2 separate regions of the Homo sapiens genome follow, and region 1 is linked to region 2. A link is an interaction called in ENCODE POLR2A ChIA-PET data of the cell type or tissue named here. Cell type or tissue: MCF 10A. All regions are shown on one strand. Each heading gives the region's core, and the rest is flanking DNA. Links, peaks and the distances in the headings are about the cores only. Region 1 has its middle 32 kb from the start of PLEKHA5. Region 2 has its middle 99 kb from the start of PLEKHA5.

Region 1 (5,389 bases), core at 78-5,077, 67 kb before region 2:
TCTTTTGTATTACTGGTTTTATTATTTTTTATCATTTAAAATGTTAAAGTCAGTTGAATTCATGTCTAGCCAAACTGAATTGAATTTCAAGTCTATGCTGTTAAGTTTGATTAACATCTACAAAGGGAAGGAAAGCAGGCTATTTCCAGGCAAGTTTTATGTTTACAAGTTGTGGAAAGATTGCCTATTTTAACCAGTGGAATTGATCTTGGAATGATGAACTTTTAAAACAAGATGGACTATGGCCAATTAGACCCAGAGATACAGAAAATGAATTATAAAAACAACATATAGGAAAGATAGAGTTGCATTGATGGGCAGCTTTTAATAAAAAATTTAAGCACTGTTATTATTCTATTAATTTTGTTAGATTCATACATAAATTTTGTACTTGGAGCATTGGAACTAGTTAATATATCAGGTTTGCTCATCTACTTACTGCAGAGTCTGTAATTGCTTGTCATTTTATGATGCTTTATTTGTTTCATGCTGGTGTTCACCATCACTATCAAGGTTTATAGAATTCTGCCCTTGTTTGCAGTGTCCATCTTCTTTTCTTATTCTTGCCAGAAAAAAAGTTAGCTGCACCTTGTTGCTCTCCTCTGTGCCTTGTCTCTTGCTTAGGTCCCAAGTTTCTGCCTAACTGGTTGGAGGAATACTTCTGGGCTTGCCACTGTAATTTGTTTAATCAGGTCCAGGTCATGGGAACAGAGCAATGATTCTGAGAATGATTTGCCCTCAGCTGAGATCTGGCCACCCTAGAGAATAGACTTCATGTTATGGAAACAACAGCATGCTGTTTCAAAGCAGGGGACACGTAGCCCTGAGAAATCATTTGGGGAAAAAAATTTGAAGATTAACCTGAAAATGGGGAATGCTGGAACAAAATACCTGCCATGCTTGAATGGCAATTCCATTGGTCGTATACTTTGCCTCAATTGTCTGGCCTTAGTTAAAATGATTATATTTTCTTGTTGCTTCTATTTCAGAAGCGAGCACATTCATATATCAGTCAAATCTTTCCTTTTGGATACCACTGAAACCTTTTCTGTATTATAATTAAATTATAATTATTAACTCATTTATCAAAATAAAATTTCTCTAGCAAAGAACTAGATATAACAATTTTAAAAAGTTATAGGCCCGGCGTGGGGCTCATGCCTGTAATCCCAGCCCTCTGGGACGCCAAGGTGGGCGAATTACTTGAGCTCAGGAGTTCGAGACCAGCCTGGGCAACATGGCAAAAACCTGTCTCTACAAAAAATACAAAAATTATCTAGGCATGGTGGCACACGCCTATAGTCCCAGCTACTTGTGGGGCTAAGGCAGGAGGATGGCTTGAGCCTGGGAGGTCAAGACTGCAGTGAGCTGAGATTGTGCCACTGCACTTCAGCCGGGGTGACAAAGTGAGACTCTGTCTCCAAAAAATAAAAATAAAAATTTAAAAATTTATATTATCAACCCACCTTATTAATCAGAAGAAAAAGAAAGAAAAAAATGTTATAATAAAGGGAACATTTTGACATTCTCCAAAGATGTCTCTGGGTATTAAAGGCAGACCACTAGAATAATGGTACAGTAACATAATAGCTCTATTCTTATTCTACCCTCATGTTTGCTCACATATACAGTAGACTTAGTAATTGCATAAATGCCTTTAGCCTCAACGTGCTATAAGGGTTTTGTAAAATTATATCTAAGAACCACTTTTGTTCCATTTGGAACTTTCCCATGGAAAGTAATTAAAATTTCCTTTTTTCCCCCACAAACTTTTTCTTAAAGTATTATTTGCTGACCCCAAAAGGATTTGGGAAACAATAATGGATATTTACTTAAAGTGAATGCTGTGGAACATGTGAATAAAAACAAACTTGAGCTATGGTAGTATTCTTTGGATATTACAATTTTAAATATGTTCCTGTTGGGCACGGTTGTTCACATCTGTAATCCCAGCATTTTGGGAGGATGAAGGGAGAAGATGGTTTGAGTCCAGGAGTTGGCAAGTAGCCTGGGCAACATAGTGAGATCTCCATCTCTACAAAAAAATTTTTTAAAAAATTAACCAGGTAGGCTGGGTGCAGTGGCTCACGCCTGTAATCCCAGCACTTTGGGAGGCCGAGGTGGGCGGATCATGAGGTCAAGAGATCGAGACCATCCTGGCGAACACGGTGAAACCCCATCTCTACTAAAAATACAAAAATTAGCTTGGGGTGGTGGTGCGCACCTGTAGTCCCAGCTACTCGGGAGGCTGAGGCAGGAGAATCACTTAAACCTGGGAGGTGGAGGTTACAGTGAGCCCAGATGGTACTACTGCACTCCAACTTGATGACAGAGCAAGACTCTGTCTCAAAAAAAAAAAAAAAAAAAAATTAGCCAGGTGTGGTGGCACTCACCTGTTGTCCCAGCTCTTGGAAGGCAGAGATAGGAGGATCCTTGAGCCCAGGAGTCCGAGGTTATAGTGAGCTATGATTGTGCCATTGTGCTCCAGCCTGGGTGACAGAGCAAGACCCTGTCTGGGGAAAACAAAAAAAAGCTTGCTTATTTTCAGTTCAAAATACTATTAAAATAAACTTCGCGGCTAGGCAAGGTGGCTCACGCCTGTAATCCCAGCACTTTGGGAGGCTGAGGTGGGTGGATCACGGGGTCAGGAGATCGAGACCATCCTGGCCAACGTGGTGAAACTCCGTCTCTACTAAAATAGAAAAAATTAGCTGGGCATGGTGGCACGCACCTATAGTCCCAGCTACATAGGAGGCTGAGGCAGGGGAATTGCTTGAACCCGGGAGGCGGAGGTTGCAGTGAGCTGAGATTGCACCACTACACTACAGCCTGGGTGACAGAGCAAGACTCTGTCTCAAAAAAAAAAAAAAAAAAAAGTTTGCCATATGCACAGGATTCCTAATGATTGACTTATGATTGTTGCAAATCCAGCTAGAACATAATATTTGGAAAAATCTGGTCTTTACTGGCAATCCAGTCAAGGGCGGGGGTTGGTGTGGTAAGACATGAGGTTCTCATAACACAGTGGCCAGAGGAAAAGAAAATAAGTCTTTTGTGTCCTTATCATGTTTGTGTAAAAAAAAAAAAAAGAGCTGCTCTAAAAAATTGCGTAATAGAAAGTACTCAGAGCTTTAAAAGATTGCAATACACAGGACATGCATGTCATTTAATTATGCACTGATTTACCTGTTCAGACATGTCTTTGCTGTCCCTGGGTATTCATTAGAAGTTCAACTATAGTTACAATGAAGATTTTAAGTACTTAGCAACATACATATACAGCATTTGTATAATTACACGGAGCAATAAAGTTTGTTTTAGAGTTAGATACGTGCATATAAAACAAATGACATTTCCTAAGATTATCCTTCCATGTATTAATTTTCAGCTGAAAAAAAGACATAACTTTGCCAGTAAAAATCTATTTTTTCCCACCAGTTCTGAAATTTAGTGTATTAGGTAATCGAGTTTTATCAGAATGCATGCATGTCAACTGTTGTTTAACTTGAGGTTTACACGTAAGCTCTTAGGCAGATTTAAAATATGATAAGCTTATTGAGACTGTATCCAAACTGTTTTGCCCTCCTTTGGCAATCTTTCAAAGGCTATATATATATATATATATATATATATATATATATATGTATGTATATATGTAAAGTCCCCTCTCTTCCTTCAACTCTTACTGAATTGGTTAATGTTCCCAATATTACAGAATTTGTAGTACACAAAGAAAGTAGACCAAATAATTAAATACTAGCTCTGTATTCTCTCTTCCTTCAACTCTTACTGAATTGGTTAATGTTCCCAATATTACAGAATTTGTAGTACACAAAGAAAGTAGACCAAATAATTAAATACTAGCTCTGTATTGCAGGAACAACCAGAATTCAAGATAAGAATAGAGAAATTTCTAGGAGTCTTTCTTTTCTTTATGAGTAAGCCTACCACACCCATCAGAAGATGACAAAGTTCAATGGGTGAATAAGTACAAGCTTCCCTTGAAACAGTGGTTCGCAGATTTTTTTTCAGTGACTCTTTTACTAACAAAATGCCGCATATCCCCTACCCTTTTTCCTGGTAATAAGTGCTTTTCTTTTCGTTTCTTTCTTTCTTTCTTTCTTTTTTTTTTTTTTTTTTTGAGACAGGCTCTCACTCTGTCACCCAGGTTGGAGTGCAGTGGTGCCATCATGGCTCACTGCAACCTCAGACTGCCAGGCTCGCATGATCCTCCCACCTCACTCTCCTGAATAGCTGGGACTGCAGGTGCATGACATCAAGTCCAGGTAATTTTTTAATTTTTATTTTTAGTAGAGACGAGGTCTCGCTATGTTGCAGAGGCTGATCTTGAAACCCTAGGCTCAAGTGATCCTCCAGCCTCCCAAAGTGTTGGAATTACAGGTCTGAGCCACCATGCCTGGCAATAAATACCTTTCTGAAGGCTACTTCTGAAGTGGTTCGTAAGCCAATCCCTTACTAACTTAATACCTCCCAAATTTAACGGCAGTTTAATGCTCCAAGAATACAAACATGAAGGCTCTTAGGAATAAGCCAATAAGTTTAATTGTGATAGGATAGTGCTTGAATGTAAGAAAATAGGGAAATACAAGCCTTTAATGCCTTTTTGTCTAAGAAGGGAAGACTCATATAGAAATAGTCATGCTTTAAAAATGTTAATGATGCTATTGTGGCGGTAATCTAGGACTATGGGTCCTGATAGAAATTCTCGATGGTTGGAAAAGGGGATAAAATATTCGAAACCACCAAGCATTCCTCCCTGCAACTCCTCCACAAATGGTGGGAATGTGTATTTGTCTTGGGGTTTACCACCTTCCTTTGTTTAGAGAGGACTCATATATCATGAGCAAAGTATCTGTAAATTAATTAAGTAAATAGCAATTTTTAAAGGTGGGTATTTGTAAATTAAGTGCCCACAATTACCTTTGGGGAAGCCCATTGATAAAGTCATCCCCAAATAGATACTAAGTCTGCTGAATTCTTTTGGGGGTAACTGTCTCTTGGAAGACACTTTGGTTACATGACCTGGCTCTGCCTCTTCTAGCTGAGCCTAAGACAGGGCTTGGGGATATGTTATTTGTGAGAGGAGAGATAGAAAAGAAGAGCTTTTATCTTGAGAATGTTAAATGGTTTCTGTGAACATCCCAGAAGCCTGGGGCCCAAAGAAAGAGTCTGCCTGAAGAGTCCCTTTGAAATGGCATGCCAATAGACTCTAGGTTCTAGGATGAACATCTCACATAAACATTCATATTTTCCTTTTCTTTATTATAATCCCTTGCAACTTCTTCAAGCCTTAGTAAAATATGCTAAAATGTTGGTTAGTAGTATTTTCTGAATTCAAGGTGTGGGGGGATCCATTTCTTCTTTCTTT
Region 2 (5,389 bases), core at 266-5,265:
GACCAAAATTCTGATAGTGATATGGACAATGAAGTCCAGGCTGAGGTGGTCTCAGATGTTGTATTAGTCCATTTTTTGCACTGCTATAAAGAAATACCCAAGACTGGGTGATTTATAAAGAAAAGAGGTTTAATTGACTCACAGTTCCCCATGGTTGGGGAGGCCTCAGGAAACTTACAATCACGGGAGAAGCAAAAGCAGACATGTCTCACATGGTGGCAGGTGAGAGAAGTGAAGTGCAAGCAGAAGAAAAACTGCCACTTTTAAAACCATCAGATCTTGTGAGACTCACTCACTATCACAAGAACAGCATGAGGGAAACTGCCCCCACAATCCAATAACATTCCATTAGGTTTCTCCCTTGACACATGCAGATTACAATTCAAGATGAGATTTGGGTGAGGACCAAGAGCCAAATCATATCAGATGGAGATGAGGAATTTATTGGAACTGGAGCAAAGGTTACTTTTGCTATGCTTTATCAAAGAGACTAGTGGCATTTTGCCCCTGCGTTAGAGATCTGTGGAACTTTGAACTTGAGAGAGATGATTTAGGGTATCTGGTAGAATAAATTTCTAAACAGCAGAGATTCAAGATGTGACCTGGCTGTTCCTAAAAGCGTTAAATCATATGTGTTCACAAGGAGATGTTCTGGAATTAGAACTTATGTTTAAAAGGGAAGCAGAGCATAAAAGTTTGGAAAATTTGCAGCCTGATCATATGGTAGAAAAGAAAAACTCATTTTCTAGGGAGAAATTCAAGCAACGAGCTGCAGAAATTTGCATAAGTAAAGAGAAGCTGAACGATAACAGCCAAGACAATGGGAAAAATGTCTCCAGGGCATTTCAGAGATCTTCATGGCAGCCCCTCCCATCACAAGCCCAGTGGTCTAGGAGGAAAAAACGGTTTTGTGGGCCAGGCCCAGGGCCCTGCTGCTCTGTACGGCCTTGAGACATGGCGGCCTGTGTCCCAGTTGCTCCAGTTCCAGCTGTGGTTAAAATGGGCCAAGGTACAGTTGGGTCATTGCTTCAGAGTGTGCAAACCCCAAACCTTGGTGGCTTCCAGGTGGTGTTGGGTATGTGGGTATGCAGAAAACAAGAGTTGAGCTTTCGGAGCCTCCATCTAGATTTCAGAGGATGTACGGAAATGCCTGGAAGTTCAGGCAGAAGTCTGTTTCAGGAGTGGAGCCCTCATGGAGAAGCTCTACTAGGGCAACGCAGAGGGGAAATGTGGGGTTGGAGACCCAACACAGAGTCCCCACTGGGGCACTGCCTAGTGGATCTGTGAGAAAGGGGCCATCATCCTCCAGACCCCAGAATGGGAGATCTACTAACAGCTAGCACTGTGCACCTGGAAAAGCCACAAGCACTCAACACCAGCCCATGAAAACAGTCTCAGAGGCTGTACCCTGCAGAACCACAGGGACAGAGTTACCCAAGGCCTTGGGAACCCATCTCTTGCATCAATATGCCCTGAGTGTGAGACATGGAGTTAAAAGGAGATTATTTTGGAGCTTTAAGATATAAAGATTGCCCTGTTGGGTTCCTGACTTTCATGGGGCCTCTAGCCCCTTGGTTTTAGCTGATTTCTCCCATTTGGAATAGGAGCATTTACCCAATGCCTATATCCCCATTTTATCTTTGTAGTGGCTAACTTGCTTTTGATTTTACAGGCTCATAGGTGGAAGGGACTTCCCTTGCCTCGATGAGACTTTGGACTTTCACTTTTGGATTAATGCTGAAATGAGTTAAGACTCTGGGGGACTGTTGGGAAGGCATCATTGTGTTTTGAAATGTGAGAAGGACATGAGATTTTGGAGGCACTAGGGGTGGGATGATGTGGTTTGGTTCTGTGTCCCCACCCAAATCTCATCTTGAACTGTAATCCCCAGGTATAGAGGAAGGGACCTGGTGGGAGGTGATTGGATCATAGGGGCAGTTTCTCCCATGCCGTTCTCATGATAGTGAGTGTGTTCTCATGAGATCTGATGGTTTAAAAGTGTTTGGCAGTTCCCCCCACTGCTTCCTGCAGCCATGTAAGATGTGCTTGCTTCCCCTTTGCCTTCCCCCAAGATTGTAAATCTCCTGAGGCCTCCCCAGCCATGCAGAACTGTGATTCAATGAAACCTCCTTTCTTTATAAATTACCCAGTCTCAGGTAGTTCTTTAAAGCAGTGTAAAAATGGACTAATATAAAAGACATTAATATTCTCTTGATTGTTGGACCAGACTTTGGGTCACTAAAAAGATTCTCATGAAGTCACTTCTGAAGAGCTACTGGAGGAGAAAATGTAACCGTTAGTGTTAAGCCTTAAAATAAAAGGTATTTTAGATAAACATGAAGAGAGACAGAATTTTTCTTCCTTGCATGGAATATAGTGAGTATGAATTCCTCAAAACCCAAGACTTAGATATGTAAGGAAGGAAAATTATTAAAATGTTTTTTAAATTCCAATTTGATATCTCTCTAGAGACTCTATTCTTCCTAATGGAAGTAACCATAATTTTAGTCAATTTCTGGCAGTCCTTCACTTCATTTTCCCTCACTGAATTTAACTAACCTCATGGCCCCAGGGAAGTAGGAGGTACCCGGGCCATGGTCAGTAGTTGTACACGCTGTCATCTGTGAGATTGTCCTGTGTGGTTTCCAGACTTAGTCCCTGCTTTCCAGTAGTTTCCATTGAAATACTTATGTTCTTACTAATCCCCAGCTGTATGACTCAAGGTCCTTATGGAGCACCACGCCCTTGTCATGACCACAAAATTCCTTCAGAGGTCTTCATTCCGTCAACTAATTCTGTGCCTTCCATGGGGGCTGTTGTTAACCTAAACCAGTTTGGTTTTGCACAGCCTTAGATTATTTTAGTATACAGTAGTAACAACCATGAAATAGTGTCACTCTCCAAAAATTATGCCACAAATACAGACCTTACTGAAAAAAATACTTAATAGTGAGCAGACCCCAAAATATTTATACTAACTGTTCTGTAAGATTAATGAAGTCCTAGCTCTCTGTTCTTTGGGTGCTCCAACTACTTCTTTGTATGAAAAGTTTACATGAAGTATTTACTTGAATGCAACAATAGCCAGAGGCAGCAGAATCCTGTGCCCATAAGTTGGCATCAGGAAAGCAGGAATTTTCTGACTCAATGATTGGACACAGGTTCATTTAAGGGTGAAGTTTTCAGGTGTTATCCTTAAGGAGACAGATTATAAATCTGGGTGGATTTTCTCATTCTGTTCATTGAACAAGTTATCTTGAAGTTCACTAATTTCCACAATGACACCCCATTTTTAACATTTATTATGCCAAGTAGAAAAGCTTCTAATATTGATGGAGACATGAATAGCAGAAAGTGTATGTTCATATTGACTGTCTCTGAAGTGTGAGCTTTCTGATTGGAATGCCAGCTGACTACTCCTGAGATTTTAGTTCGTGATCTGGGTACCTAACCGAACCTTGGGTTACAACTGAAACCAAAATCTATATAATATTACATTGGTTATGCTGAAAGATTTCAAAATATGTTGTAGACATGCAAAGGCACAGGAAAACTTGAAAGCCTTCCACACAATTCTGCCCGGTGGTTTTGCCTCAGGTCCTCTCTGTTCTTGGCATCCCAAACAGTCCTTTGTCTTGCTGACCTCCTGTCAGAAGTGCAGAGAGCCTCTGCGAGGTTTCACCTCCCAGAGTTTTGGGCAGAACATTTGCACAGGATTTCTTTGCTCTGATCTCTAAGTAGGGAAATCATGCATAGCAGAAAAATAATTTTACAAAATGCAATAGTAAGCATCTGGTACATAGTAGGAGCTCATTTAGGATTATTGTTTGGATGAACGAATGATTGAATAGATGAAAGTGTGATATCAAAAGACCTCATGTTTGTGGATAATAAGACACAGGCAAAGGCATGGCAACCTTATGCATACTAAAAACATCTAGGTGATTGACAGAATTTGCTTCTGTAGAAATGATCATAGAGAAAACAACACACTGCCAAAATCTGTTGAGACAATTAAGATGAAGGGTCTACAGTGACTGCTTCCCATCTGTTCTTTTGAATATGAAGTCCAGGATCTCTGAGGTATCCTGATGGGGACAGAGAACTGCTATTCTGACAGTGGAGATGGGGAGAAAGCCATTAGAAGGCTTTTGTCCTGAGACTCGGTAAACAGAAAGGCAGAAGTTCCTTGCCAGAAGAAATTTGGAAATATTTACTGAATTTTAACTTTTATGTTGGAGTAAATTTATTCTTTAATTTGATTTTATTCTTATGAAACTATTCTAGGAATAATTTAAATGGTCAAATAATATTAGAATGCTTATAACAACAAAAAGTTTCCTCTCTCTTTTTTTTTTAAAGCATCCTGTTTTTATTTCATTGATGTGATAACTTCTCTCTATGAAGATACTAGAGGGTTTTTTTGTTTGTTTGTTTTGACACTTTCTTCTGCTTCTTGTGTTATGAAAGCAGAGGTAATCCACTTTTCCTTTTTCTTTTTTGGCCACTACTTTTATATCAAGGCTTTCGTTACACCCAGTGATCCTTAGCTGTCATATATATATATATATCTCTCTATCTATCTATCTATATAGATATAGATATAGATATAGATAGATAGATATAAAATATATGACATCAGGCTGGAGACCAGGAGAGCTAATGTTCCAGTTCCAATCTGAAGGCAATCTGAGATGTATATATATTATATATATATATAATATATATATAAAATATATATCAGGCATATATATTTATCAGAATATATATACACACACACACACACATATATATATATATATATATTGCCTTCAGATTGGAACTGGAACTTTGGCTGTCCTGGGTCTCCAGCCTGATAGCTCATTCTGCAGATTTTAGACTTGCCAGACTCCATAATTGCAAGCCATTTCTTTGTAATAAATCTCTCTCCCCCCATATATATACATATATACAGCATTTATATATACACACATACCCCTATTAATTTTGTTTCTCTTGAGAGCTCTAATTAGTACAGCCTCCTTCCTTACCTTAATTTCACCCTTATTCTCATTCATTCTTCAAATTGCAACACCCAGTTGTCTTCTAAAACTCAAATAGGGTAATTTCACTTCCCTGTTCAAAAGATCTACAGCACCTGCCCTAAAGTCTTGCAAGGTTCTAAGCTATCTTTAAAACTTTATCATCAACCCAACTGTTTTCTGAAATGCTGTGGCCTTTCTCCTTCAGTTCTTTTGCATGCATGGTTTCTTTTGGGAATATTCTTCTCCTTCTTTTCCATCTGGAAAATTGATCTTCATCCTTTAAGTCCCAGCCCAAATGTCACTCTTACATGAAGTGTTGCTAATGCCTTTTCCTCTGTCTCCTGAGTTAAGGGCCTTTCTCCCCC

Evidence for each region. Peaks named below come from ENCODE experiments on the same cell type or tissue, not always from the same donor. Only the 100,000 strongest peaks of a DNase experiment are listed, where the experiment ranks them.
Region 1: POLR2A ChIA-PET joins it to region 2 with 20 read pairs; 3 of 35 experiments call an interaction of 5 or more read pairs at or near these places.

Annotation. Positions count from the first base shown.
Region 1 is chr12:19,094,885-19,100,273 of GRCh38, reverse strand. No RefSeq gene overlaps it. Among named protein-coding and RNA genes, the nearest start is that of PLEKHA5, 32 kb to the left of the region's middle. In MCF 10A, for the core only: no CTCF peak of the experiment used is centred there; a DNase peak (open chromatin) is centred at 3,003.
Region 2 is chr12:19,028,536-19,033,924 of GRCh38, reverse strand. No RefSeq gene overlaps it. Among named protein-coding and RNA genes, the nearest start is that of PLEKHA5, 99 kb to the left of the region's middle. RefSeq lists an enhancer at 1,967-3,166. In MCF 10A, for the core only: no CTCF peak of the experiment used is centred there; a DNase peak (open chromatin) is centred at 2,714.